Regions from separate parts of the Homo sapiens genome. Here region 2 is linked to region 1. A link is an interaction called in ENCODE POLR2A ChIA-PET data of the cell type or tissue named here. Cell type or tissue: GM12878. All regions are shown on one strand.

What was found. Peaks named below come from ENCODE experiments on the same cell type or tissue, not always from the same donor. Only the 100,000 strongest peaks of a DNase experiment are listed, where the experiment ranks them.
Region 2: POLR2A ChIA-PET joins it to region 1 with 9 read pairs; 2 of 35 experiments call an interaction of 5 or more read pairs at or near these places.

Annotation. Positions count from the first base shown.
Region 1 is chr7:22,878,505-22,882,504 of GRCh38, reverse strand. All of the region lies in intron 3 of LOC107986776 (a long non-coding RNA gene), which reads left to right. It also overlaps the pseudogene RPL12P10. Among named protein-coding and RNA genes, the nearest start is that of SNORD93, 24 kb to the right of the region's middle. In GM12878, no CTCF peak of the experiment used is centred here; no DNase peak of the experiment used is centred here.
Region 2 is chr7:22,957,098-22,961,097 of GRCh38, reverse strand. HYCC1 (hyccin PI4KA lipid kinase complex subunit 1) reads left to right here. Exons shown (of 11, transcript NM_032581.4): 10 at 683-842. Among named protein-coding and RNA genes, the nearest start is that of HYCC1, 55 kb to the left of the region's middle. In GM12878, no CTCF peak of the experiment used is centred here; a DNase peak (open chromatin) is centred at 2,144.

The DNA of each region.
Region 1 (4,000 bases):
GAAGAACAGGGAGGCCAAGAGAAAGTTATTGTTGCTGTTTTTGTTTTTTTGTGTTTTTTTTTTTTTGTTTGTTTTTCAAATGATCCTTTATTGAAATATTTTCCTTTGTGCTTCTTAATTAGCTGGGCATTCCACAGCACCACCGTTGATGTCATCTATGATATCATGAGGGTGGCAGCCATCAACATTGCAGCCCACAGACTGGGGAGTCCCCAGGATCTCTTTAATGATTCCAGAGAGTTCTCTGGCTAAAGATCGGTGCCACATGTGTTGAGCAACATTGACAATCTCATCAAAAGTGATATTTCCACTGTGTTTAATGTTTTTCTGTTTCTTTCTGTCTCTTGGCGGTTCCTTGAGGGCTTTGATGATCAGGGCAGAGGCAGAAGTCACCACCTCAATCTGGGCCTCTCTGTTCTAAATGATCAGTTTCACTGTAATCCTCAGATCCTTTCAGTCACCAGTTGCTTTAGCAATGTCATCACCAACCTTTTCTGAAGACAGACCTAGGGGGCTGATCTTGGGGGCCAACACAGACGTGGCACCCACTTCATCCCCAGTACACCTTAGGTATGTGACTTTGATCTCATTGGGGTAGAACTTCGGCAGCATGGCAGAGGTGGCTAGATTCAGGACGACCCAAGAAAGTTGCACCTTGGCCTCCTCCCAGCTGAAAGCTGAAAGCCTTGTTGCTGTTTTTTGAAGAGATTCTTGGAATAACAGCTTGTTTGTAAGACCTAGTAAAGAGAACGTTTGAGGACACATGAGCAGGGGGGAAGAAAGACTGGAGGGAAGAGGGATGTGGGGGGGAATTGGTCTGTGCCAGGAGCCTGGAGACAGGAGGAGTGGCAGAGCCCAGGGCCTGGGTGCAGGCAGGGGGGCAGGTGTGGGGATGAGAGCTCAAGGAAGTCCTCTCCCATGCTTTTTAGATCTTTAGTGACACAGGAAACACAGTCATCAGTGCAGAGTGAGTGTGGGAGAATTTTCAGGAGAGAAGAGAGGTCATTTAGGGAAGTGGGAATGTCAGTGGACACGAGAAATGCAGTCCAATGGCAGCCCAGCCCAAGGACCAACCTGGTGCTGAGACTTTGAAGGGAGACTAGCCAGTGAGGAGTGATCTTCTCCTGGCCAGACCCTCTACCCAGACTGGGCCAGATGGAAGATCCTGACACATTCCAGAGAATTCCTGCTGTGGCAGGCTAGCTCCCAAGAAGCTCTTTCCACCAGCCGATGGGCCAGTGGGGTTGGCTTGAGCAGACTGTGGTTCCAGCACTTTAATGCAGTTTCTGTCACTGGAGGATTTGTCCAGTGCTGGGGTGTGGAGTGACAGCAAAACCCTGATGCCTCAGGCATGGCTGAAGTGCTGAAGCACAGAGGGTGCACCTGGGGAGAGGCCACAGGGTTGGTGACCTCTGCGGGTGTGAATGACCCCAGGCACTGTTTCAGTGTTGGGGTGGGTGGCTGGGTAGTGCTCCTGTGTCAGGGGTTGACATGTCCAGAGTCAATGTCCTTCCTCAGTGCCATATGCCAACCTTTAGGTTCCAGAGGGCCTTTTGAGTGACCTGCCATGGTTCCTCCATGACTAGCTTCTGGGGTGATGGGGTGGCACCTCACCCTGTCTAAGCTGAAACTTATCACACTGGGTTGTAATTCATGGTCTATTTGCTGTTATCCCTGGGCTGTAAGTGTAAGAACCCTCTCCAACTTTCTTACCACTTTATCCCCAATGCCTGGCAAAATACCTAAATACATGAATACATACAAGAGGGCAGGTGAGAAGGAAGGATGGGAGGAAGGAAGAGGGAAGGAAGGAAAAAAGAAGGGAAAGAAAAGAAAGGAAGGGAGGAGGGGAGGAAGGAAGGAAAGGGTAGATATGGAATCCCTGCCACTATAGCAGGGCTATTCTGCTGAGGGTTGCAATGATGGATCTGAATCAGTGGTAGCCTCCATAGGGGATGTGGCGATGAGGTAGGGTAGAAGGCAGTGGGTGCCATAAAGAGGGCTTTCAGCAGGGCTCTCTAAAACCAGGAAGACACACATGAGATTGCAGGGCATAACCAGGAAGACTGGGATGCCACTGCCTGGCCAGATGGGGGTCTGATCCACTCTCCTAAATGACCTCTCTTCTCTCCTGAAAACTTTCCCACACTCACTCTGCACTGATAACTGTGTTTCCTGTGGCACTAAAGATCTAAATCAGAACCGCATTTCTGACCCCCATTTATGACCCCCATTTCTGATGGGCATCAGAAAGGTGAAAATAAGGAGTGATGGTCAGGATGGGCAAGAGGAAGCAGGAAAGGAGTCCTGGCAAGTAGCTGAGACAGGCCCTGGCCCCCAGCTCTGTGGGGAAGGTGCAGGGTGAGTGTGTTGAAAGGCTGGAGAGGAGGCCGCCTGCAGCTGGGAATCCACAGAGGGCTGTATTAGTCCATTTTCACACTGCTGATAAAGACATACCTGAGACTGGGAAGAAAAAGAGGTTTAATTGGACTTACAGTTCCACATGGCTAGGGAGGCCTCAGAGTCATGGTGGGAGGTGAAAGGCTCATCTTACATGGTGGCGGCAAGAGAAAATGAGGAAGAAGCAAACGCAGAAACCCCTAATAAACCCATGAGATCTTGTGAGACTTATTCACTACCACAAGCATAGCGCAGGAAAGACTGGCCCCCGTGATTCAATTACCTCCCCCTGGGTCCTTCCCACAACACGTGGAAATTCTGGGAGATACAATTTGAGATTTGGATGGGGACACAGCCAAGCCATATCAGGGCACAGCAGCTTTGGTGATCCACCGCTCCTTCCTGCTCCTCCCAGGTAAAGGGGAGTCTCTCTCCAGACTTGATTCATCCCTTCCCTTTCTTATTCCTCTCCGACTTTCGCACCTTCCACCCCAACCTCTGGATTTTGTCTGCAGTTATCCTTTCTCTTTTCAATAGGCCTCTGTACCCACTGTTCTCCCAACCTGGAGAGCTGTCTCTACCCCTAATCCTCACTTGCTAGTTCAGTTCCTTCTTGGCCCTCAGATTTTGCCGTGGGGCAACTTCCTGCCATTTTTACATACTTTCATTGCATTCTGGGCTACTTCCTTTATGGCACATATATCAATGGAAATGCCTTGCTTATTTCTCTATTTCTAGACTTAAGAAAAGGGATACAGGTGGATATTTCCCTAGCGGTCCCTCAGTGACAAATGAATGAAGACAACTTTGTCAAAAGAAAACAAAATCCCTGAGAATCCCCTAACTTGGTGCCTGTATTTTTATCCAGCACTGGTGTACTCTCTAAAAGCAAATTCATGCTAAACAGCATTTTACTCTTTCTGATTAGCTGGCAAAATTTGCTCCAAATAAATAATGTATATATATTTATTGTTTAATAATGCTCGTGGTTTAAATACATGTGTTTTAGGAGCAACTTTGATTTACCTCATGAGTCCAAGATTTTTTATTTTTATAAGTTGTGCCTTATGAATGTGGGTAAGAGAGGAATCAAAATGAAATTAATCTTTTATCTTTGGATGGTTAAGAGAACTGCAATATTAAGGACATTAGGATGTCTCAAAATATTAGATGCAAAAATGTGTATTTTTGTTTAAATATGTTTGAATTATCAAATATAGAACAAATAGAGGAAGGTGGCTGGGTGTAGTGGCTCATTCCTGTAATCCCAGCATTTTGGGAGGCCAAGGTGGGCTGATCACTTGAGGTCAGGAGTTCAAGACCAGCCTGGCCAACATGGTGAAACCCCCGTCTCTAATTTATTTATTTATTTATTTATTTATTTGAGATGGAGTCTCACTCTGTCACGCAGGCTGGAGTGCAGTGGCGCTATCTTGGCTCACTGGAACCTCTGCCTCCCAAGTTCAAGCGATTCTCCTGCCTCAGCCTCCAGAGTAGCTGGGACTACAGGTGCACGCCTCCACGCCTGGCTAATTTTTTATATTTTTAGTAGAGATGGGGTTTCACCATATTAGCCAGGATGGCCTCGATCTCCTGACCT
Region 2 (4,000 bases), 79 kb before region 1:
TTATAACTTAGAAAAGTAACAAATAATTTTTTTTTAAATTTTCTTTGAGACGGAGTTTAGCTCTTGTTGCCCAGGCTGGAGTGCAATGGCACGATCTCGGCTCTCCGCAACCTCCGCCTCCTGGGTTCAAGCGATTTTCCTGCCTCGGCCTCCCGAGTAGCTGGGATTACAGGCACGTGCCACCATGCCCAGCTAATTTTTTGTATTTTTAGTAGAGACAGGATTTATTCATGTTGGTCAGGCTGATCTCAAACTCCCGACCTCAGGTGATCAGGCCCCCTCGGCCTCCCAAAGTGCTGGGATTACAGGCGTGAGCCACTGCACCTGGCCAAAATAAAAATTTTTATTAGACTGACTTCCTAGACACCTAACTGTCTTTTTAACTTATGAGAATTGTTCTCCTTAACATACTTTAGCTGCATTTATTAATTAACATTAGGCATTTGGAAATCTAATTGAATATTTTGAAATTTTTAACTTTATCATTTACATATTTTTTTAACCATGAATTTCCCTCTTAGCCTCCTATTCTTATCTTAGAGGATTTCTGTATCATCTTATAAAATGCTTGGGAAGAGCCTCTTTGTATAAGCCTGTTTAGCATCATGTTTTATCGAAGGGTTAGATAATATATCTGCTCTATCTGCTCATGTTGATCTTAAACTATATTTTTTCTCCTTAGGTTGCTAATGCAATAAAGGCTTCATTGCCTCATGGTCCCATGAAATCTAATAAGGAAGGTACAAGGTGTATTCAAGTTGAAATCACACCAACTTCCTCTCGAATATCAAGAAATGCAGTAACCAGCATGTCAATAAGGGGTCATAGGTGGAAAAGACATGGTAAGAAATACGTAACTCTTCAAGTCAAACCATTGTTGATTCTTTTACATTTTTCACTGTACTTATGGTGCTATAACTTCTAACTTCAGTAAATAGTAATCTGGAAGAAAGAGCTGTGGAGTTGCCCTTAACTCCTAATTTATTATCTAGGAGCAATAGGCAGTAAGAAAAATGGAGCCCCTTATGTTACACATATGAATGAAAATGTATTTAAAAATCATATTCAATTTGAAATTGTTACTTCAGTAGGAGAATAAGGAAAATGCATTTTAAAATTACTCATACATTTTGGGCTTGTATTCAAAAGTATTTGCAAATGTTCCTTAATTAATATTTCTGATTTCTCAGTGAACTCTTAAGCAAGTGAATTTACATATTGAAGTAGAACAACTAATAGGGACTTTAAACACTTTGTCTGCACTTTCTGGTAAAGAATGCCATAGTGTTGACGCAACACTAGTTGTATTTTCTTGAAGTTAATTTTCTTTCAAGATTCTGTGTATGTGTGTGTGTATATATATATCCCTTCTTGTCTGCTTCATTTTATTATTTTAAAATTTTATTGGAAGTCATTTTCATTCACTATGGCTTTTTCAGTGCTTTCCCATTTCCCTCCCTTGTCTTTTAATTTATTGTTCTTTATTTAATTTCATATTATTTTTATAACTTCCCTCCTACCTAGAAGTTATTGTAGTGTCAACAACCAGTCTAAGAAGGAAATTATCACCTTCCTCAGAAGGTAACCATGGTGGGAAGCAAAAAGCTACTTCTTTACCCTAAGCAAACGTGTATATTAGAGGTAAAACAAAATCCATTCTCTATTTTCTTCTTCCTGTAAACTGAGGTGAAAATAATAGTTCCTTTTGGTATATTTGGTACTGGTTGTGTTGTGGTTTCTATAGAGAAAATGGGAAAGGAGAAGAATGGAGCTATTTATGGTAAACTAGAAAGTTGGTGATGAGAACAGTTGCCATTGTTTTCACTTAAGGAATCTAGGTGATTGTATGTCAGAAAACAATAATGATTATCCAGCTTACCTAGTGATCATTTTTGGTGTTTTTAAAGTGTAGCAATTCTTGAAAGTTCCATAGGAAAGTATAAAAGAGGCGGTGATGTTTGCCAATAGCAAGGCAAATTATACCACCATTTAAAACATATAGTCTAAACATACTTCAGCTTCTTCAGTGAAAATTATGCTACTGAATGGGGCTAGATTACAGGTAGAAAGTAATTTAATTAGATATGGTTTACCCTGAGGTTGGTTTTTCTGTTTTGGCATTAATGTGTGAGAACAGGCACGGAGGCAATGAAGCAGATCATAGTGGTTACTGTGGCCATAATTGCTTCTAAGCTACTGCTACAGGAAGCACAAGAATGAATTTTAATTTCTTTTCCACTTTCCTTCTTGCTATTTAGGTAGACATATTGGGAATTTGGGAGAGAAATGTAGGTCCTGCAGTTAAAAATGTGAAATATTGATGCTCCCTTGTATTTGTGCATATGTGTGTATATGAGAGAGAGTATGTGTGCATGTCCAGGCGTACATTTAAACAAGGAGGTCTGTACCCTGCAACAAAATGGAAGCCATTTCCCAGACATATTTTATAGGAAAAAAATTACAAAACAAGAGAAAAGACTGCTTGAATGTATTGTTTCTAGCAGATTCTTACATATCTTCCAGATTGTATTTTGGCTGCCACTTGAGGGGTTAGCACTCTGTCTTAGGATTGTACCCTCATTAAAGTAGCATTCTTATCACCTGTACCCCTTCACAATTCTAACACTTGGGAAACTCTGTTTATTATAACAATAAAGTCACAGATGAGAATATAGAAGTGAATGAACTATAAAAAGTAAGTCACATGCATGGAACAGGTACAGAATACAGCTTAGCCTTGTTTATCACTCTTCTTTAGTGTGAATTCCCTTTATCCAGTGGACTCTAAAATACTCTTAAGTCCTTCTTATTTGCCTCTACAGGTAGGTTGCAGTCTCCTCCCTTTTTAGGGTAGTCTTGGCTTTCCCTTCTAGAGCAGTAAAGTTACCATGTTCGGCTGAATTTGAAAGGTTTCTATTTTCCATCCTCATGGTCCTGCTTCCTACTTGAACACATTGTTTTTCTAGGCTCTCTAACAGGCACTGGCTTCCTGTGGGGAAGGTAGACACCTTTGCTGTACTTCTTAGATATATAGACAATTCTCAAATTATAAATAGATTTTTAAATTTAATTTTGTTTATATATAAATTACAAATTTCTCAAATTATAGATTTTTTAATTTAATTGTGTTAATATATAAATTCTATTGTTAATATTTATATATAAATCAAAACAAAATTTGTTTATACATTTCTTTAGAAACAATGTTAAAGGGCTTGTAGATCCCAGGGTGAGCCACAACAGCCTTTTTATCTCATAATGTTTCTGAAACATAGGACTATAGAATGTAAGTTCAGTTTATGGCTGTATGAAAATACATTTAGAGTTTCTATATTTAATGGAACTCTAAATGTGTTTCCCATTCCACCCACTCATATCCCTACTATTCCCTCACCACACCAACCCTCACAGTAGGACAAATTTCTTCCCAAACCCTCAGCTGTATCTATCATACAGTAGAAACAAGGAATATCCCACCTTAAGCCAGTGGTGATGAGGATTGGGAAAGGAGAAGGGACGAGAACCATGAACTTTAAGAAATATTCTTTTTTTCCTCTTTCTCCTTGCCTCTTTGTTTTCCTAGTTTTTGGAAAGAAGAAAGCAATTGGCCCTTTTTTCTTTTTTTCTGTTGGAGCTCTTCTCTTTTTCTTTTACTTATTTGTCTTTATTTATTATTGCATTTCCTCTAATTTCTCCTCTTTCTATCTTTTCTGGGTAGAAGAGGGAAACGAGTGAATGAGGTTTTCTCATGGAAGACGCCAAGTAAAACTTTCCTTTTTGCTTTTTTTTTTTTTTCCATCTCCCTTTACCATAAAAGAATATACGTAATTAAGCCATGTGAATGTACTGGTGTGTTTGCATATCTGAGTCACCAAAAATTATTACACAGCCGACAAATACATTAAATTAGAGCAATTAATGGATATTTATTCTCTTTTATTATCAGTAACAGAAGAATCTTTCAATTTTCTTTACAGCCCAATCTCACATTGTAGTGTTT